Linked DNA regions of Mus musculus: region 2 is linked to region 1. The links are chromatin loops, found by intact Hi-C in ENCODE. Cell type or tissue: heart. All regions are shown on one strand. Links, peaks and the distances in the headings refer to the core of each region. The heading gives the core; the rest is flanking DNA.

Region 1 (11,400 bases), core at 1,431-9,430:
TGAACCTCTTGGTAATAATTTTCATATGACTTTTTGTTCTATTGATCTCCGTTTTGCTTTATTTGGTATACAAATATCTTGTCTTGCTGGCTATAGTTTTTAATGTAGTCTTTTCCTTAGATAATATGGATATTCTAATCTGGCTCTGCTTTATCAAAGTTCTTTTAAAAAGTCTAAATAGGTCTTCCCATGCTATGTTTGCCTCATGTGTGCACACATTTACATCTCCATGTGGTTTAAGATGTAGTTTGTGAATGAGTGCTTTGCCTACGAGTATGTATGTGCACCGCGTGCGTGCCTGGTACCCACAGAGGCCACAAAAGTGTATCGGATCCCCTTTTGTTAGTATTAAAGGGAACTGTTCTAAAACAGTCTGGAGTTATTGATGGGTATGAGCTGCCATGTTTGATGCTGTGATCCAAGCCTTCATTTCTGCAAGAGTGGCCAGTGCTCTTAACTGCTGAGTCATCTCTCCAGCCCACACATGCATTCTTTCTTTTTGTTTGTTTGGTTTGTTTGTTGAGAGGGTCTTTAATATATAGCCTTGACTGGCCTGGAGCACTGTCTAGTCCAGGCTGGCACCAAACTTACAGAGATCTGCCTGCGTGTGCCTCCCTAGTGCTGTAATTAAAAGGGTGTGCTACCATGCCTGGTATGCACTCTTAATGTGGAGGAACTAGGAGCAAACAAATCAACAAAATGTATTAAATGTCTAGTATTTATTTGGATAAAAAGAAAAGGGGGTAAATATAGGGACATGGAGATACAGATTAATTGTGTCAATTAGCTGTTCTTTTTCTGTTGAAACAACTGCTCTGACAAGGTTTAAAATGAGAATACATGAGGACAATTACCAACTACTGTGTCCATAAGATGAATCCGATCTGTTTATAAGGGAAGTTCTAAAGCCAATAGGAGATAGAAGAACAGTTTCTTAATTCACTGAAACTGGTGTATTCAAAGGAAAGACATGGTATAATCACTACAAATCAAAAAGACTGCAGATCCGTAAGGATGAATATGTATGTGAAGCTGTTCAGAGTCCAGGCAAACCCACATGTAATAGGTAAGTTCCCTGTGTTTATAACAAGGGTTATGGTGGGGGCTGGAGAGATGGCTCAGCGGGTAAGACCACTGACTGCTCTACCAGAGGTCACATCCCAGCAACCACATCCCAGCTCACAACCATCTGTAATGGGATCTGATGCCCTCTTCCGGTATGTCTGAAGACAGCTACAGTGTATTTATATAATAAATAAATAAGTCTTTTTTCAAAAAACGAACAAGGTTTATGTTTTAAAATATGTTTGAGGTAAAAGGAAAGAGGGATTAATGCTGTTATCCACAAATATGCATAAAAAAAGGTAGGACCTGAGTGGTAAAGTTGAGGTTAGAACTGACTTTGTGGGGCCTGCCATCAGAGAGAGAGGCACCTGTGGAGACCACTGAGGGCTAAGGTTGCTAGACAGAGGGAGAAAGGATTGCAGAAATGGTAAAAAGAATGAGTGCTTGACGTATATTTATATATGCTGTGGGGTAAGTCACAGAATTATTAGGTGACAAGTTATGGTTTGTGTGGCATGTGTGCATGTTCTGTGATACATGTGTGTATATATGTACAGGAGTATGTACATAGGATGCCTTTGAGTGGTAAGAACTGTCATACAAAAGCTGTTAACAGTGCTTTCTTTCAGGAAATACTCCTGGGTAATTTTTCATTGAATTCTGTCTTGGACCTTTTGAATTTTATGTTGTGAGTGTGTATTTCTTAGTCAAGAAGAACTTTTTTAATGACCCACAGGTAATTATCATCAGTAGACTCTTGAGAAATGTGTATTATAACAAGGTATTCATTCCATGAAGATTAGTAACAATTTTTTTTTTTTACTTAAATGGTTAAAAGTAGGAAGGAAATTAATTTTCCCTGCTTGCAGTGATAAAGATCTGACCTGTGGTAATCAGCGGTAGAAATGGAGAGAGAAATGGATTATACACAGGAGGGGAAAATAAATCAACAGAGTTAATGAAGAGTTGAAAGCAAAGAGGGTTGGAGATGAAGCCCTGGCTAATGGGAAAAGGACCGGAACATGGCTGAAGTGCTGCCTTGGAAGCAGTTGTGGGGCGGGGGAGGCTGGACATTCACTTTGTTATGGACACCTCCGTGTTTCTAGGTTGCTGTCCTCTGCCTTCTGACCATACTTAGTCCTTAGAGGAGAGCTGGCTACAGAGCTTTGGAGGGAGCACACTTGCCAAAGCATTGCCATTGGCTCTGCCTGGCATTCTGGCAGCAGCTGGGCACCTGCAGTCTAGGTGGCCTCTGAGGCTTCTCTACTTTAGAATCTGAATTGAAATTGAAGCCACCTCTGTAATGTCTGGGGTGAGCAAGTCAGCTTCTAGAAGCCATGGGTGGAAACCTGACTTGAACCCAGGGCTTAGGGAGCAGGCCAGCATATCTGCCTGTGCGTGGCCGTCAGAGGCCGTCTCGGTGGTAACCAGAACAGAGTTGGGATGAGACCTTAAACTGTGACGGACAGTCAGCCCTAAAGAAAGGCCAACATGTAGAGATCAGCAGCCGTATGACCGCCTTTGTATTGTGGAGGGTGGGTGCTTTCAAGCCTTGATAGCAGAATGGGAGAGGCAGTTTAAGCTCCAGTTTGATGTGTGACTTGGAGCCTGTTAAGCTGACTGTAGATACTGGCTCCCCGGGGGAACACCTGGCTTTCTCATTAAGCCCAAAGCCTCAGACCCTGTGAGCATGAGGGCCTGGTCTGCTTAGCTTCTCAGAAACACTGTACGCTTAAATGGTATTGTCAGCATTTCAGTCAGTTCTGTCATGATTAACAAACAAAAAAGCAGTCCATGTAAGACTAGGTCACAGAAAGACTGGGGCTTCTGATCCGTCGTGGGTTTCAGTCATAAATAGTGTTAGTGATCCCCGCTAACTTTCGTGCACTCTTTATCCTTATGTCTCCTGCCTCTGAAAGGCTCACAAAGCACAGGTTCTCTGAGTTGTTTCCTGCAGTACAGTCCTTTGTCAACAGCTCTTTCTATTGGCTGTTTTCATGACATAGTCAGGAACCTTGAACCAAGCCTGTGGGATGCAGAGACAAACTAAAGCTTCTGCTTATGTGCAGTGTTTGCAGGTGAGTTTGCAGCTTGCTTCTAGGAGCTGCCACAGTGTTAGAGAGCGGAGCAGATGAGCGGAGGTTTAGGGGGAGTTGGTGGGAGGGAGCAGGAGTCGCAGTTGGTTGCATCATGACTTTAAGGCCAAGAGCAAGTCCATCCTTAAGTATTTCCAGATGTTCTGTGTCTAGGGAAGGGATACTTAGAACCTTTGTGGATTCTCTTCACTGATCGTGACTGCTGTGATTTCCATGATAGATTTCCCTTTATGGTTGTTTTAAACAGACAGGGTTTTTTGGAGGCCTGTTCTGTTTCTTTAAATATCAACGTTGGTTTTAAGACAGCATCCTCATTTTCTAGGTGAGTTTGGGACTTAAAGCAGTCTTTCGTAGACCAAGCAGCCAGTGAGGGAAATACTCACCGCTTCATGGTCCATACTTAGGGGCGGGGGCTGGGTGTTGGGTGCCTCCCAGAGGTGATAGATAATCCAGGAGTCTTCATTGCTAAAAGCCTTGGCACAGTTGATAGGAAAGGCGTGGGAAGAATGTTAAAATGAGACTCCGAGGGTCTCATAGGTACAGATCACCCCAGTTCTCAGCTTGCTGAGTTAGTGGTAGGTAGTGAAAGGTATCATGTCTCTCATAACGAACACAGTGTTCTCAGAGCACAGCCACAGTGGCCTCCCGTCCTGAGAGTGTCCTGTGCTTTCTGGTTTGTTTCCTGTCCCCTGTTTTGCCTCATCTATACTTGCCCTGACTTTTAATATAACTTCTGACCCTTCCTTAAAATTATATTTCAGCTACTTACTGACTTGTCAGAAAATGATTTGTCTTTACTTGAGAAGCAGTTTTAAAGGGAGGTTCAGTTGTGGTCTCTGAGGTCAGGGTACCAGGCCTTGAGAGTCAGGTGTGGCATATGCTAACATAGTTAACATATAAATAACATATGTAATACTGTTACACCCTCCACCCCTCCCTCTTTACTAATCGATATTAAATAATCCTCCTGTCTCCGTAGATAGGAGGCTTGGAGGAATTGTTTAAAAGCTGCTGCAGGGTCTCGAGCAGAGGAGGTGAATGGTTGCTGAGATTTAGCTTAGATAGTAGCCAGGCTTCGTCCCTGAAAGACAAGGACTATTTTTCTCTTCACTTTTCTTTAAGGGAAATTGTGTTTTAAATTCAGATTTTGGTTTTTAAACCCATTATTCTCCAGTGATCTTTGCCAGATTTCACTAAGGGTATCAACAGTCCAGGCCTCAGCAGGATTCAGAAATGGGGAGAGACAGGTAGGTGCTTATGAAGGGTGCTCAGTACCCAGAGGCAAAGGATGTCAAATTTGGGGGAAGCGTCCTGATCCTAAAAGACATCAGGTTGCCCTATAAATAGCTACAAGTTGCAAAGCTTTACGGCAACCATAGCAGACCAAAAGGGGGCAGCAGAGAGTCATCTGCATTCTGTCTGCAGGGAAGGGATTCCCGAGTAGAAAAAGCCTGCCCCAACCCAACCTTAGCCCAGTGCTACTGAGTTGGTAACTAAAGCACAGAATAGATAGCGACTAGGGGTTCTGGGCTGCAGACAGTCACACAGCTGAGAGAGAACTTGTATGTCTCTTCTGATGATAGAGCAAGCAGCAGCTCGGCATGGCTGAAGCTGTCGGCTCTTCTCAGCACTCCTCTTTCCCTGATGGAGAAGTTGAGTAACCTGCTTGTGTAGCCCATTGCTACATGGAAGGTTGGGTTGATCTACTGTGGCCTTCAAGGTTAGGATGAAACAGACAACATTTTTCATATTTCAAAAATAGAAAAAGATGATTAAGGCTTTTAACTTTATAAAGGAAAAAAAAAGTCTGTATTTTAATGTTTCCTGGCAATCTTTTTATTATACCTCCATTTATCTGTTTTAAGTGAATCTGTTTAAGTTAATTTAGATTTCACTTATAAAGTTAATCTAATTTTTGCAGAATTATTTGAGGGCCTGAGAAGATAATCCTAAAATCGAGTGAAAGAATAAATGGCCATGAATACTCACGCTGGGTTATGGGGGCAGGCAGGGAGGGGTTGTTTTTGGTTTCTAGTTTATTGGGCCTCTAGTGATTATGGAACAGCTTTGAATTAAGTGACATTTTCTCATTTCTTTTTGTTTTTATACAAGACTTTTCAGCCCAGTAAATTAACCCCCAATTAATGTATGCTTTTGTTTTTAGCATGTATATGTGATTCATATAGAATCACATTAATTATGAGATATAGATTTATACATATATACCTTATATGCATACCTTATATCCCTTATATACTTAATACCTTATATGTGTATATATATATACCTTATATACTTACATACCTATATGCATAAAACATATGTCCCTAGTCTTTTTTCTGCCATTTATTGAACAACCCATGACCCATGTTGTGCTTTGACATAGGAAGTAGTCTACAGTTCTACCTGTATCAGTGCTCAACTTGTATCATGAAGCATGTTTAGCAGCCTCGTTAGTTCTCAGACGTATTTTCCAAACGCTTCGTTTGAATGTGTAGTTCCTGCATCCTCCTCCCAGCGGAGCCTTAGATGATAGCTGAGCTCCTCAGAGATGTGGCCACAAACCTCAGACAGCCTATGGGGCTTTTTCGCTGATGATAATCATAATCCAATGTCCTCGTCCTCATCCTCTCCTAGAATAGCCTGCAGATTCCAGGGGGACTTCTGGATCCCCCTCTTGTAGATGAAGGATATAAACCAAGAAACCTTTCCAAGGCCAAGCAGCTAGAGACTGACCAAAGACCTTACCCTGGATTTATTTGGTTCTTCCTCTAAACCTGAGGGAACATTGTTTCCATATCATCCAGGCTCATAAAAACATTGTTTGCCTGCTCCACAAATGTCCGGTCAGGTTAGCTTCACATCCCCTCAGCAGCGTGCTGCTCCTGAAAGCACACTCGGTATGTGTGTTTATGTCACCTTCTGTAGTGGTGTCGAAACACTCCTTCCTATCCCGGAACACCCATGGTACAAAGAGAGCAGAGAGGCAGAAATAGCCTGGGTTTGTTTTCTCATGTCAGTAGAGATCTATAAACCGCTGGGCTTTTGGAAGATATTTTAATAGAGGATGACTTTTCAAGCTAAGGCTGTGTGCTGACAATAGTGCTGTAAGTTTATCATATTTATGACTCCCAGATTTTATTTGAAGGAGTTGACTGAAAGACTAGAGATGGGCTCTTTCCCTGCTACCATGTAAAGTTAGCTTTCGCCTCTGGACAGAGTGTAGATTTGAAGTCAAGGCTGGCGTCTTAGGGCTGACCTTAATGTACATGTTTATTGAGGTGAGAATCGCTGAGGACGTTCTAATGCCGTGTCCTCCCCCGTCCCCCTCCACCCACCTTCTCTTGGCTTTCATTTGTTAGTATTACCTTTCTTTGTAGATAATAATCATTTGGGCTCCACTCTCAGATCCTTCTAGCCAAGTACTTTGTGGTAGTTCTGCGTTCCCTAGATACTTATTTGGAAAGCGACATTGGAGCACTTTATTTCTCAGAATTTTGATATCTTATTATGGTAAAATAGTACAGAGTCTCTTTTATTTGTTTTGATATCTTCATCTTTGGCAGAAATAAGTCTGACCCTTCCCCTGTGGACAGAGTGTATTCTCTCTCTGGAGCACGGCCAGCTATGGTTCGAGTGTTGAGGATGATTCTATCATAGTGACTTTGTGATCTCTGCACCGGAACATAGCTGATCTTTAGAAAATGTTTGTTTGACTGGATGACAAAATGAAATTTATAAGCCAATTAATATTTAAAGCTCTGATTGTGTGCATGTTGTTTTCCTCTGTTCATACATCGTTTGAACTCGTCAAATGAGCAAATGAGGATAACTTGGGGGTGCATTTTCAGATAGATTACATAGTGAAATATAGAATGCCAACCTAGGGCCATGCTGTGGTAAGCAGTAAGCACTGGGCTGGAACCCACAGGTCTGTGTGGTTCCACCAACACAAACAGTCTGAGTCTTGTCAAGTTGCTTAAGCCTTGCTGATCTCAGCTTCTTCATCTTTAAAGTAAATAGAGAAAACTAGAAACCACTCTCCCCTGCCTGTGGAAATGATCTGGAAAGAGTCAAGCCTGGTCCAAGCTACAGAGGAACTGTGTTCTCTGTGGGGCTGTCTCTAGGGCTCTGAGCTCCCCTTGGGAGACAAGGAGATTCCTCAGCCATGAAGCCAGCATGCTTGCTAAGCTTAGCGAGAGCAGACTCATGAAGCCAATGGTAGCCATTCTGGTCCTATGTCTATGTTCCCTCCCCTAGTCCAGTCCAGTTTTCCTTCTCATTTCTGCCCACAGTCATGCCAGCTGTAGAGTCCTAGCACATGGGAGAACGGCAGGACTATTTGGGGAGCTTCTTTTACGTCAGTACAAGCGCAGGCGCGTTGCTCCTAGGTTCCTTTTCTCAGTTAGGTGCAGGGCAGTATGGGAATACCATATATAGGGAATGTCTGTGGTTGTCCCTCTTCCTCACTGGGCTTAGACCTGTTGAGACAGGAGCTGGTGATTGTCTGGAGGAGGACAAAGAGACAGTGGGTATATCTGCCTTTGTATCTGGCTCTTTAGAGCCCGTTGCTTTCCCCTCTGTCTTTTCTCTCTGCCCGTGGTGGGATATTATCTTAGGCCAAGCTCCAAACAATTTTCTGATTTTGTTTCTACTATCTCTATTTGTTTTATTTATAGTACCTTCAAAGATAATAAAAATAAGATAATTAACCAATGTATCAGGGCCGGATGAAGTAATGTACAGTTTTAATCCCAGCATTCAGATGACAGAGGCAAGTGGATCTTTGCATTCAAGGACAGTCTGGTCTACAGAGAGCACTGATACACAGTGCTGCATGGTAAGATCCTAATCTTGTCTCATTAAACAAGGAAGTAGATCTGTTTGAAGTCAATAATCTTGATTTTTCATAACAGAACCACCATTCTGTCTCTCTTAGGACATAGATATTACAAGTTATACTAATGATTTCCTGGATTTGCAATTTCCAGTTGTAGATGGACAGATGACTATCACTACCCAGTTATTTTATAACTTTGGGACATCTGTTGAAGCCAACTTTGCTTATTGAGGTGACAAACCAGTGTGACTGATGCTCTGTGTCCAGTCATCAGTCATCACTGCCACTCTCTGAGAGTTAGGAGAGCAGTAAAATGCTTATCCAACCTCAGGTCCCCAGGCTGTCCTGGTCTTTCTGGAAGCGCATAAACTGTCTTAACAGTGTTCCAACCAACTCTTCCAGCCAGGTATCTCTGTAATATAATCCTCACATGTAGGGAATCATCTCTCCTGGTTCCTCCATTATCATGCAGCAAGTACTGTACTTTCTACATAAACTGAGCAGTGCTCTGGCAACTGGGATTTGATCCTTTTAAAGTCAGCTAAGTCTTAAATGAACGCCAGGCTGAGGTCTCTTTCCACACCACTCCAGCCAGTGGTGACCTTCTGGTGGGCACAGCTGCCCCTTTTCACTTCTCCCAGGTACACTGACCACATGGGCCTGGTTGTGTGACATCATCAAGCTTTTAGAATAGCAGTGTTTTGAGAAAACTTTCTTGAATTAAACCTCAGAATTCACAGGTCTTTTATCTTCAAATGCTGGCAGGAAGTAATAAGCGTTCGGTGACTGAGTGAGTGTGTGACTGAATGACCGACTGAGAGACTGATTGACTGTGTGACTGACTGACAGACTGACTGACTGACTGGCTGGCTGGCTGACTGACTGACTGACTGAGTTAGTATGGACTGGCTGTCACTGTAAGCTTCAGGTTAGAACCATTGTCTCCAGTTCTTCTCATGGAAGTGCTCTGACTTGGGTGTCTGAGCTCTCCTCAGACTAGTAGCGTGTGTGCTTCTCACACTTGCCTCTGTGAAGCCTGCTGCCAGCCTTGCTTTTTCATTGTGCATTACCTCCCTAAGGCTGCCATTACAAAGTACCACAGACTGAGTAGCTCAAAACCCAAAGAAATTTATTTTCTTACAGTTTGGACCAAAATTATGAACTCAGAGTTCAGCACTCTCTGTTCCATAGCACCTTCTGGCTTCCTTGGCATTGCATGGCTTGTAGATGCACCATTCTGACCACCTGACACTTTCCTATGTGTGGCTGTGACTCTTTTAAGGACACCAGTTGTATTAAAGTAGGACACACCTCTCTGTAAGCTCATCTAATTTGATTGCCATAATTCCTAGTAAAGTCATGTTCTTAGGTACTGGAGATTAATATGTCTCTTTAGGGGAGGTATTCGGCCTGGAATTCTGATGGAATATATATCACAGAAAACTCACAGCTTTAAAGTACATCCCAACTTTGTGCAATAACTACCTGAACCTAAAATATTTCCATCACTCCAAAGGAAACATTTTATCACTCCTTTGCCCGTGAAGCAGCTAGTCCTAGTCACGTCTCAGCCATTTGGTGGACACCATGTGAAGCCGTTGTTTTTCACCACCTCTCCCCAGCCCCTGGCAGCCTTGGCTCTACCTTCTGTTTCTGTGAATTTATTTATTCTTTTCTTATCTGTTATTACATATGTTGTATACATTAATATGCTGTTTTGTTTTTGTTGTTGATCTATAAAAATAATTTTTATATTCTGCATACTAGACCCTTACCAAATACATAATTTGCAGATGTTTCCAATTAAGATTTACTGTGTAGGTTTTTCCCCATTTTATAATGATAATGTCTTTTAATATATAAAAGTTTTAAATTTGCTTAAATTCTAATTAATCTGTTTTTCTCTCATTATCATATCTAAGACTCCATTGCTAAGCACATGCTGAGAAGACTTCCCCTGTCTTTCCTCTGAAGGCTTGTGATGAGGTCACTGACACCTTTGGAATTGTTGGTAGTACTGTGCGTATTACTAGATGTTGAGTCCTCGAACTGAGAAGTCCCCCACCTCAGTAATATGCTCTGTTAAAATTTACTTTGTAAATGTAAGAGGAAGCCGTAGGAGACAGTCAGGTAGATGCTTCCTAGAGGAGTCTGCCTTTCAGCACATGGAAGGGTTCATCCAAACACAGGGCTGACTATAGCTCAGAGTCCTCAGGCTTTCAAGAGCAGGAAGTAGTTGATGGTTACTCCTAAGCCAGCAGTTGTACTTCCATCTTAGAACCCTGCTCTGCACTGTATTCAGTACTCAGTACTCAGTACAGCCACCAGAACTAGCAGTGGCCTAAGGTACAGTTTGCTCTACTTGTCTTCAGGCTGCAGCAGACAGTGGATTAGTGGGCAGCTGACGGGACAGCAAGGAAGTGATGGATGAGGGTATCCAGTTCTTGTTCGCCTTCACGGTGTGGATATTGCTTATGGTGATTGCATTACATCACCACTTATGAAACTCAAATACTAGACTCTCAGCCATCAGCTGCTCAGTAGTTCAGCTTTTTAAAACTCCTGTTCTTGAACCAACATGATGGCTCAGTGGGTAAAAGTGCTTGCCACTAAACCTCAGGACTTGAGTTCAGTCCGCAGGATCCACACAGTAGACGGAGAGAACTGACTTCAAGTTGCCCCTGGCTTCCACACGTTATGGTATGTCTGCATACATGGCTGCACACCCATATAAATAAATACATGCAGTAAACATTTTTTAAAAATATGCTTCTTATCATAATATAGTACAAAAATGCAGGACAACTCCTGGTGCACTCAGTTGGTGGTGGGGTTTTGTTTTGTTTTTCATGAATCTCTGGGAGGTTTTTTTTTGTTTTGTTTTAGCTGTTTCAGTCAATTTTTGATCAGCGTTATTGTCACAACATGAAGTAGTTTTCAGGAACATATGCAAGATGCCACTTAAGTGTAGATGATTTAGTTAATTATAGCAGGAAATAGCCTGAAACTTGGCATTTTGTTGTCCTGGAAACAGCCCAGCATTTCATGCATATTTTGAGTGACCTAATTACTTAGAACATCCTGAATAACTACTTCACCCTTACTTCAAATGCTCTTACCTGGTACATTTTTTTATTATGTAATGATTTTTACTCTTTTTCAACCAGTACCCATTTGCAGTTTTTAGCACAAAAATAAAAATGGACAAAATATAATGTCTGGTAGCTGTAGCACAGTGGTGACCCTCTCCTCTGGTTACAAGTGGTAAGCTTTTCTCCGTGGTCCATGTTGTACAGCTGTCACCCAGACCCCAGCAGCTAAAAAGAGAATGTGATAATCTTGAAGGCCTGGGTCTGTAACTAAGGCAACAAGGAAACTGGAGGCTGGTGCCTGCGGACA
Region 2 (11,400 bases), core at 2,145-10,144, 370 kb after region 1:
TGGTTATGTATAATTATTGTATCTCAATTAAAAACTTCAAGCTTTTTTACAAAATCAGAATGAAATCTTTGAAACCAATTGTAATAATATTATTTTCTGTTTGGGAATTTCATTCAATCGCCTTGAAAATAACAAAAATGATCTCCTTGCATCTGTTTTCCATTCTAAATATTTTGTACTTAACAACTCAGAGCAACCATGTTTCCAGTACTTACGGACCAGGAGTAAGTTCTAAATGTCTGCTAGACACATGTAAGTTCAAATACCAAGTATGCTGAAGTTCATTACGCGGCTGGTAGGTATCATACTGGAGAGTATAAGTCTAGAGGAAAAGGTAGAGCTCACCACTGTCTACTCATGGACCAGTTCAATACAGTGCTCAAGGCTGGCACCAGTCTCCATGAGAGTCTGACCTTTGGTTTCCTCCACTACTGAATGGGGCTGATTACACCAATATCACAGTGTTTGGAGACATTACAGAACTAATACAAGAGAAAATGTGTTAAGTCTCTCTCTCTCTCTCTCTCTCTCTCTCTCTCTCTGTGTGTGTGTGTGTGTGTGTGTGTGTGTGTGTGTGTGTATCCTACAGAAATACCTGCACCCCCCACAAATGTGTATAAACTGTCAGTTCCAAAACTGCAAGCAAGTTCTAGCACTTGCTCTCTGCTATTCCTCCCCAGTAAGAACAGTTATTTTGCACCAATGGACAGGTCCTATTTGCCTCTGCCTCTCTGTCCTTGCACTCAAAGCTGGGAGAACGCTAGGGTGGGAGATCTCAGCTGTAGCGTGTTGTATAATCCATGAGCAAATAGGTTTGACACAGCTCCTCCTGAAAGACTAAACTGAAGTCCAAAGCAGTAACAGGGCCATGTCTTTGTTTTCTACACTATAGGAATGGCTCTTCTCTCTTAAGTGACGTGCGAGACCAAGAAAGCAAACTAATAGGTCCAGCCCTTTGGACATCGTTGCCTAAGAGTCAGAACCAGACCCTGTGCGTGAGCAGCACACCCACCAGCACGCACTGTGTCCACACCCATTCAGGTCTGCATACATGCTTGTGTGCAGCTGCTAAATTCAGGTCCCCATAGTGCCTTGCTTGCAACCAGACCGTTAACCCCAAAACCTTTCAAAAATATGAAGCAGAACCCAGCTCTCCTCCCACAAACAAAACCACAGCTGAGGGGCAGCGGCAAATTCCTGCCTAAGGACACATATCTCCTGGCTGATTAAATAAACAAAGCTTAATTAAATTAAAGCAGGATCAGAACCTGCCTATGCTATGCTGGCCCAGCAGAGTCCCTTATGACTCATTTCCATAAATGAATGATTGTCTGCCTGCTTTGGGTTATATCCTGAAGAGACAGGGACCCTGACTGGGATAGGGGCCTCTTGCTGGCAATGGCAGTCAGAGGAGAGCAGTTATGGGTATTTTTACTTTGAGGACCAGGAGAGTGTGGAAGCTCTAATTTGTACAGGGCTGGGACCGGGTGGAGCTGAGCATTATGAGCCTTGCACAGAAATGTACTGGGGGCTGTTAGTTTTAGTGTGAATACATGTTGAATATAAAATACATGTATTGTTAGGATTAATTTCACCAGTTTAATTTTGCTGTTGAAAGACTGCATTTTGAGTTGCTGAGACCTAGTAATTATGCATAGTTATGGGGTACAGTGCACTAAACTGATATAAGCATATGATGATCAAATGGGAATAATGAGCACTTATGGCAACTCAAAGTTTTATTATTTGTTTGTGTTTAGAGCCTTGGCGGTGAAAGCCCCCCGGGGTGCTGTAGCTCAGAGACAGCTTGTGGACGACGGAATAGGGACAAAGAGTGAGAAAGAGGCCTACCCTACTCGTGCCGGAAGGGAAGACAGAGCCAGAGGGGGGGGGGGGGGGGCTGATGTCAGGAGTCAGCCAGGAGAAACAAAACATGAATTCAAAATAGCCTTCTCAGGAGCAACCAGAAAGAGATAGTGAAATAGCAACTACGCAAACCCCTAGGAGCCGCTGGGCTGCCTCTACTCAGCGGGGCGTGTTTCCTTTGCCTTCAGCAGCTGAGCCTGGATGCTGTGGTAGGAGCTCCACAATGAAGGGCAGTTCAGCCTGGCACACTTCCCTACAGACCTGTTTATTAGCGCTATGTGACCACCTGTGCTAGAGCCGAGGCCAGGAGAGATGGCAAGATCCCCTTGATGCATGCATGCCTCCATGCAAGTTTTAGGTCGGGAATAGAACTGCTCAAAACAGTAGTCTTTGTCTCTGGCAAGCAAAGGACACCTTGAAGTAGAGAGTGGGGGCTCGAAAAGGGGGTGTCTCTTTCTTTTCCCCTCTTTCCAAGGCATGCGTCTTTGCTTTGTTAGTCTTCTGTTGGAAAAGAAAGGACAAAGAGGCCAACTGCACAGGCTGCAAGTTCCAGGGGAACATCTTTGGGGAAGGAAGTTGAAACTAATGGTCAAGGTGTGGCTTTCCTTCATCCAAGCTGGGGTCACTACCATTACAGACATGTGAGGTGGGGGGAGGGATGTGCCCGCGCCAGCTATCACTGCCCTCGGTGTGCCGCTGACACTGAGGACAGTATAGTTTTCTGCATTCAAACGTACCCTCATTGACAGGACTCATGCTTCAAGTTGCTCGCAGATCCCATCTTATATACTCCTTGAACTCCACACTGACTGTCACTTAGCTTGTCTCTTCTTTCCCTCTTACCAACGCAAACTTTTAGCAACAGCTGCTTGCCCGGCTCACCTGCTTCCTCCTCCAAGGCCTTACCTGAGCCTGGAATGTCTTCTCTTAACAGTCTGAGAAGGGTAGACACCCGTTCTGACACTGCACTCAGGAGCCAAAGTCACAATGAAGCTTACTTCTTCGCACTTTTCTCTCCAGCCTCCCTCCCCACAGTGCCCAGGGCAGCACAGGCTAAATGAGGAAGTACAGTCACTAGACGTGGCAGGGACTCTACCTTCTAGAGAAGTGACAAATGTCATGGTTTTCTCTACACACTGACTACATTACAGAGCCACGCAAAGTGGCAGACACCACAGACAATTTTATCTCTTCCCCAGAGAATTCTGGAAAGAAAAAAAAAAGATAACATTTTAAAATCATAAGCAGATGGAAGAGCATTAAGTAGGGGCTGAGTGGAGGAGACAACAGAGAAAACCACAGAGGACAGAGAGTGTCGAGATGAGAGTGGAGACGGTCAGTAATCAAAAATTATTGTGTAAAGCCATCTCCCTGACATTGCCCTTCAACATCCCAGCTTGACAAACACCTGGTCGGATGGCTACTCCCGAGTCTTGAAAAGGAAAGTCTTAAAGTAAAACTGGACTTTCGCCAGGCAGTGGTGGCACACGCCTTTAATCCCAGCACTCGAGAGGCAGAGGCAGGCAGATTTCTGAGTTAGAGGCCAGCCTGGTCTACAAAGTGAGTTCCAGGACAGCCAGGGCTATACAGAGAAAGCCTGTCTCGAAAAAACAAAACAAAACAAAAACAAAAAACAAAAAAACAAAAACCCTGGAGTTTCACTTGTCTTCACATTACTTGACCATCCTTGTCTTTACATTTACTGGAAATGTAAATTCAATGATCTTTTGCAAGAGCTGGGTGTGGGGTTCTGGTTCAGCAGAGTGAAAACTTCTCCAACTGGTAAAGACCTTCAAAGTGACTGCCTCTCACTTAGAGCCAAGGCCCCCACTCTAGTCAACAAATTCACCCACTAACATGGGCTCCTCAACAGCCTACCTAGGAGCTTATTCACAAATATCCAAGCCCCCCACCCCCCTTGGCTTGTAAGAAAGCCTAAAAAACAAAACAGAAAAAGACCCAAAGAGTAAAAGGTAAAATGATCTTGAAGGAAGAGTAAAGACCAGAGGAGAGCAGGTGGAGAGGCTGCACCGGTGCATCTTGGGAGATGTGAAGCTGCCTGCAGAAATCAAAATACCGAAAACAAATCGTCCCAGAAAGGGAGAGGTTAGTAAGCCTTACTTTGAAAGTAAGGCTGTCACCACTCGGTTTTTAGATCATAGGTCTGGGCTGCAGCACTTGGGAGAGCAGGCCCTGCACCTCACCTGGGCTGCACAGCAGAGCTGGCCCTGGGGAGATGAGAGCAGGGAAGTTTTCCCTGCCCCTCACTTGCTGGAGCATTGCCTGGTCTAGCCAGGACAGTGCTGGGTGATGCGAGTGTGAGAGCCACCGAGCTGACCAGCTCAGCTACCACCCAGGCCCAGGTCCAGGGCTTTGAGTTGGCCTATCTACCTCATCTATGAACCACTGGAGCACATGAAGGGACCGGTCATGCAGATCCAAAGCTGTAGGATCTCCATGTCACAGGGCAACAGCAGGATATCTGAGAGGAGTCTCTGTGAGGTTCCAGTATTGACAGTGCAGTAGAGGACAGAGGCCTCAAACCAGACCAATGACTCACTGCGGTGTGAGTGAAAAAGTGGTGTACTGTGCGACACACTGTGGCACACTACAGCTTCCACAGTGATATTTTTATTTCTTCTGGTGGGGAGGTTGCAAGAGTGGAGGGCAGATACAAAGGGATGGGGAGATGAGTGGGATTGGGGTACATAATGTGAAATTGACAAAGAATCAGTAAAAAGTTAAAAAGAAAAAAGTCTGTATTCTTAAAAACATGCCAAAACATACACCCTTAAGACCAAGAAGGGAAAGTGATAGAAGGAGGATTGGTACATAGGAGTGATTTCACCAGGAAGACTTCCCAGAAAGATGCACGGAAGGACTGGAAGCAGGCTGGTGACATTGGGAAAATGAGCTCAGTCCCCAGGGCGGAAGGAGACACACTTCAGGGTAGACATATCTCCGAAGAGTCAGAGCATTCCATTCGACGAGCTTCTGTTTGAGCACACCAACCACTATAACATGGCCAAGAACAAACACCCAACCCAAAATTCACCCAGAGAAAAGAAAAGTGGGTTGTGGCTGGACAGGGGCAGATGCGTCTGCACACGCAATGTGACGGGGGAGAGCATTTCTGATTGACTATGCTTTCTTAACTTCAGGTCGGTACGAGCCAACACACACACTCAGCATAAATCATGCCCATCTGTATCCAGACAACTGCTCTATTTTTTTTCTCACTTCCAATACATTATTCAACACCTCATTATAAGAAAGACGGTCTATTGTCAGATGGTTTTGCCTGATTGTAGTTAATATAAATGTTCTACACACCTTTCAAATAAGCCATGGTGCACAGTAGGTTGGGTGTACTGAACACATCCAACTACTGATAGTTTCATTGCATAATGGGTTTTGGTTGTTTTTTCTGTTTTGTTTTGTTTTGTTTTGTTTTTTTAGGATATGACCCTATATAAATTGAAGAGCACGTGTCCCCTGGACAGAAATGCCCTGGGAAGACAGTGACTCACCACTTCCTGATGGACAAGTGCCTTCTCTAAGGCTTGGGAAACAGGCAGAGAAAAGAGGTGTGAGATAAACAGGAGCGGAGTCGAGATTCTGCAGAAACAGCTCCGCCCAGTTCCGCCCAAGCACAGCTGTCCCTGTTGCTGGGCTGTGCATATAACACTCAACACTACCGTTGACCTGTTGCAACTGAACTCTATGGTGAAGCGGGGAGGGTTAATTTTTGAGCTACCCACTCCAGACTCAGAATACCACATGACGCACTGAACTGACTAAACTTAGGCACATACCACTACCGAACCATCTGACCCTCTGGGAGAGAGGTGGACCCCTTCCACTCACCATCGCTTACCCAAAGGTGGATTATTTAGACTTCCAATGCCAATGTAGTAATTGGTTATTAGGTCACTACATCCTACTCCCCTGAATCTCCACCACCCTCGTGTTCACTGATCTGAAACACACATTCAAGTGTTTATACCTATCATATGCTACTTGTCCCCCTGGGAACAATAGACTCTCAACAACTCAAGAATCTCTAGGTAATATCTATTTTTACCCACTTTGGCTTTAGTGTAATACCATGCTTATTTTATGCAGCTTATAAACTAACATGTGCTCTGTGCAACAATTGGATAGTGAGGAAGGAAAAATCATGTATTTACATTATAGATGCACACAAACACTGTGGTGGTTTGAATGAAAATGGTCAGATAGGCCCATAGGGAGTAGCACTATTAGGAGGTGTGGCATTGTTGGAGTGGGTGTGGCCTTATTGGAAAAGAGGGTCACTGGGGGCAGGCTTTGAGGTTTCAGAAGCACAAGCCGTGGCCAGTGGCTCACTCCCTTTTCCTGCAGCTTACAGATCTGGATGCAAGCCTCTCAACTACCTCTCCAGCACCACGTCTGCCTGCATGCTGCCACGCTTCCCACCATGGTGATAATAGACCAAACCTTTGAAACTATAGGCCAGACCCAATTAAATCTTTTCTTTAAAGAGTTGCCATGGTCAACTCTTCACAGCAACAAAACCCTAACACACACACACACACTAACACACACATACTAACACATACACACACATTCATTCATCATACATCACAGCAAGAACAAGAAGTTTGAGCACACGTTTGTTTTCATTTCTGGCCTTCTGGTCACAAGGCCCCATGTGAACTTTTCTCCTCCTCCACTGGAAAGGGTAGCAATCATACAGTAAGTAGGCAAAGCAAATGTAAACCAGAAATGAGAGTCTATTCCAGTGAGAACAAAGCACCACCCTGCCACATGGAGTCCATCTGGCCCTCTCTAGGCACCACGTTGGAGTTCCAGGGCTGTGTTCTCAGCTCCGGCATGGCAAGTGGCCGGCTTTATGAATGAAAGTGATTGTACTTACCCACCATAAGACACCCCCACCCCTTACTGCGTGGACAACATGCACAGCAGGCTGAGGACAGCTCTGAAAGTCCCTGACTCCATCACCGGTCCCACACCACAGTCCCTACTCTCTCATCTCCATCCTGTATCTTTCCCTCCCAGAAGTGATGATTCCAAGGCTGGCCCTGACAGACCTTCTGCCCACTCACATCCATCTCAGAATACACTGCCTAAAGATACTCTCAACCTACATGTGTTTTCTCTAAAGTAATTCAACAAATACCTAGAGTCTCTGTCACCTTAAACATATAGAGTATCATTCACTAACTTGGCATCCTGTGGAAGCCAGTTAGCCATGTTATAAGAGAAGGAAAGACTCGCCAGGGCAAGGCTGAAGCTCGTGAACTCTAAAGTATTTCCCAGGCCATTAAAAGTGTATTTGTATCATAAGACTATATACGCATATCTGAAAGAGGAAATCCATGTTTCTCACAGCTAGGAACTAGATGTGAAACTAAAAATGGTAAAAGTCTTTCTTTGAGGTCCAGAGATGGAGGGAAAGAAGTTGAGCCAAGAGTCAAAATGAAAGACAGTCAAGTAGGACTTGGTATTCTCAGTTAGACAAATGTGGGTTGGTCTGCGGGCTGTACAAGAGCTACACAAAGGACACTGGGGAAGACAGGTGCTCCGAGTGGCCAAGTTTTATTGGTGTATCTCATTGTACATTAACACAATAAGAGAAAACCTAAGGAAGGAAAGGTCACTGTTTCATGGATGATAGTACCAGAAGGGCCGTGATTAAAGAAACAAAATAGCAAGACTAGAAGACAGGAAGAGGAAGAGGAGGTTGTGGGGAGGTGGTGGCGGTGGTGATGTGATGGTGGTGTGTGTATGTGTGTGTGTGTGTGGAGATAGAGATAGAGATAGAGAGAGAGAGAGAGAGAGAGAGAGAGAGAGAGGGGGGGGGGGGGAGATAACAGATATTGGCTTCTCAGCATGAACAAAGTTTGAGGGAATCTTTGTGTCCCATGAGGCTGCTCACCTAAGGCAAAGGCCTTCTTTTTTTTTTGGTTTTTCAAGACAGGGTTTCTCTGTGTAGCCCTGGCTGTCCTAGAACTCACTTTGTAGACCAGGTTGGCCTCGAACTCAGAAATCCGCCTATCTCTGCCTCCCGAGTGCTGGGATTAAAGGTGTGCACCACCACGCCCGGAGCAAAGGCCTTGTTAATGGCACATAATTGGAATCACTTTCATTCATAAAGCTGGCCACTTTGCTGTGCCAGAGCTGGGAGCACAGCCCTGGAACTCCAACGTGGTGCCTAGAGAGGGCCAGATGGACTCCATGTGGCAGGGTGGTGTTTTGGAATGTGTCTGTCGTGTGAAGGGTGGTGCTTTGTTCTCATTGGAATAGACTCTCATTTCTGGTTTACATTTGCTTTCTCTACCTACAGTACAATTGGTTACCGCTGAAGTCCAGGATGCCTGGCCTTTTTGTACAAAATAGCCACTGCTGTATATTTGGATTTCATTAAACAGGTTTTTTTTTTAATTAGATTCTTGCAAGATACATGCCTAAGAGGTTCCAAGCATATGCCACAAGTCTTTCAACGAATGAATTGTCTATCAGTTTTTTATATCTAAATCAAGTAAAGTTGAATACATTTAAATAGTAAGTTACACATTCATATCTATCCCATTTCAAATGAACAATGGCCACATGGGCAAATGACTGACATGCGCTGGGCAGAGCAGGCCCAGACCAAAAGAACTACATGCATATATTCCTTATGCTAAAACCTAAGGCTGTGATCCTTAAGCCGCAAGTATCCTCATTTTAATTTGCAAAGTATATGTTCAGGTCATTACAAACTAGTCAAAGGCAACTTATGAAGATAAATATGCTCAGGGCCTCGATTCTATCACAGAATTTTTAGAGAGCACAGGAGAAGGAGGGGGAGGGAGGAGAGAAAGAGAAGGGGGATGGAAGGAAGAGGGATGGAGAGAGAAAGGAAGGAGGGGGGAGCAAAGATCTAACACGCAGTAGAAACGAAGCTGTGTCACAAGCCTGGCTCCTCTGTAGAGATCTTCCCTGACTAAAAGTCTCAACCCTCAATTCCAAAAGGTTCCCTAACAAAATTACCATTTCTGTGGCTTTTCGTTTAAAAGCCGAAACAGGTCTGGAGAGATGGCTCAGTGGGTAAAGCATTCGGCACACAGTATGGAGATCTGAGTTCAGGACCCACAGAAAGGCAGGATTGGTAGCCCGCGTCTGTAATCCAAGCGCACCACCTGCAAGAGGTGAGAGGCAGAGACTCTAGGAGAATCCTAGGATGCCAAGAAGCCTGGCTTGTGCAGCAGTGAACTCTTGTCCCCTGTCTGGAACGAGGTGGAAGATGGGAACTGACAGCTCGGGCTGTCCTGTGAGCCCCATGCTCTCTCTGGAGTGCTGGCCACCAGCACTCAAACACTGTTGGTCGCTCACTTCTTACAGAGAGAGTTTTGGTCTCATCAGCATCTGGGATCAACAATGAGGTCAAGATCTTTCAGAAACGAAAGAAAGATGTTAGTTTAGGAACAGCTCCTGCTGGATCTGCTACCTCCATTACAGTGAGCAAGGCATGACTTGGGAGCTTGGGGAAAACTTTGAACAAACCGGGGTGGGGGATGTGGGGGAAGGATGGCCAGAAAATAGAGGCGGGGTAGGTCAGGGAAAGGCTGCTCCCAGGAATCGTCCCTGGTTACATGGATACCTTTTTCCTCCCTCAACTCTTTCTTATTTTCTTCTTTCAGTTTCTTTTTTCGCTTTTCCACTTTCTCCTCCTCATCCTCATCCTCCTCTCCTTCCTCCGCTCCCTCCTCCTTTCCCTCCTCCTCCTCCTCTTCCTATTCCTCTTCCTCCTCTTCTCCCTCCTCTCCTTCCTCCTCTCCCTCCTCCTCTTCCTCCTCCTCTTCCTATTCCTCTTCCTCCTCTTCTCCCTCCTCTCCTTCCTCCTCTCCCTCCTCCTCTTCCTCCTCCTCTTCCTATTCCTCTTCCTCCACTTCTCCCTCCTCTCCCTCCTCCTTTCCCTCCTCCTCCTCCTCTTCCTATTCCTCTCCCTCCTCCTTTTCCTCCTCCTCCTCTTCCTATTCCTCTTCCTCCTCTTCTCCCTCCTCTTTTTCCTCCTCTTCCTCCTCCTCTTCCTCTTCCTCCTCCTCCTCTTCCTCCTCTTCTTCTCCCCCCTCCTCCCCCTCTATCGTCTCCCCTGCCTCTCCTCTCATCCCCACCTCTCCTTCCCCTGTCCTTGGATACCCTGCTCACCTCTACCAAGGCTCTCTTCTCCCTCCCAGTGAGCTAGCTGGTACTTAGAACAGCACATACCTAGCAACATTAAATTTCTCTCTGAAATCTACCGCTGTGATTAGCACTTTTTAAATAATGAGTTTCTAATTCCAGGTAGTAGATGTAGTTTCTGGGTTGCAGTGTTCCCAGTAAGACTTGAAAACATTCGTTTGGTGGAAATAAATAAAAACGTTGACCTTCTTCCATTTAAATTATAGTCTCTCACCGGGAAACAAACCACACATATTTTGACCCTTGCAGAGGTCAGACTTACAGCAGACTGATTAAAACACTCACCCATCAACTCAGAAACCAACTCCATAACAAGAACAAAAACCTCAGGAGCTGGAGGTCATATGTTAAATAAATCCCAAGAAATATTTTCACCAGTACTGTGGGCTTTTCATATCCAAGGCAGACAAGACAATGAACTTGGTCTCTATCAGATTCATATTTACAAATGAAAGGTTGTTTTTTTCTGCTACTGACACATGAAAATCCACAAACATCACATTCAGGTTTGACCACAGTCCCTGGGAGGATTTTCAAGTGACTTAATAATTGTCTCCATGTAATTTGTGTAAAAAGACAGTGGGTTTCACTATATTTTGTCTGAGTAGCCAGTCAGTGAACCACATTGCCTTAATGGATTTAGGGAGTAGAGCCTCTTGTATCTCAAGCTCTCCTCAAATTCTCTTTGTAACCAAGGATGATCTTGCACTCCTGCTCAGGCTGTGGCTGACTCTTGAGTACTGGAATCACAGGTATGTGTCACCGCACCCAGTTCACTCGGTGCTGACACTGAACTCTGGGGCCCCGTGCACAGTAGGTGCTTTACCCACTGAGCTAGAGCTCTGGCTTGTAGGGTTTGACTTTTTAAGACTTTTAAACACTATTATGTGCATAAATATTTTGCCTGCATGGATATATGTAAAATGTATATTTAGCACATGCATATCTGGTTAACAAGGAGGTCAAGAGGCTGTCAGGACCCCTGAAACTAAAGTTATGCATGGTTGTGAGCCACTGTGTGGGTCCTCTGCAAAACCAACAGGTGCTCTTAAGTGCTGAGCCATCTCTCTAGCCCCAGGTTTTTATTTTAATGTTTATTCTTATTATTGATTACATACATGAAAACATAATAATAGTTTTTTTTAAATAAGAGTTTTCTCACAATTTTACTGCCTCTACAAATCAAAATGTTTTTATTTCTTAACTTTATAATGATGAGGGCTTCCATCTGGAGCTGGGCGAGGCGCTCACACACTGATGGCGCTGACAATTTAATTATGCAAACGAGCCCTCCTCAAACACAAA

What was found. A loop is a pair of places that touch in the nucleus more often than their neighbours do. Peaks named below come from ENCODE experiments on the same cell type or tissue, not always from the same donor. Only the 100,000 strongest peaks of a DNase experiment are listed, where the experiment ranks them.
Region 2: a loop joins it to region 1, with 3 times the contacts of the local background. A loop is called at or near these places in 2 of 42 quality-filtered maps.

The regions. Positions count from the first base shown.
Region 1 is chr13:99,371,168-99,382,567 of GRCm38, forward strand. The region is part of intron 4 of Mrps27 (mitochondrial ribosomal protein S27); the gene reads left to right. Among named protein-coding and RNA genes, the nearest start is that of Mrps27, 32 kb to the left of the region's middle. In heart, for the core only: a CTCF peak has its summit at 4,550 (motif pointing right); a DNase peak (open chromatin) is centred at 4,554.
Region 2 is chr13:99,742,839-99,754,238 of GRCm38, forward strand. No RefSeq gene overlaps it. Among named protein-coding and RNA genes, the nearest start is that of Gm24471, 56 kb to the left of the region's middle. In heart, for the core only: no CTCF peak of the experiment used is centred there; a DNase peak (open chromatin) is centred at 5,463; H3K27ac peaks cover 397 bases.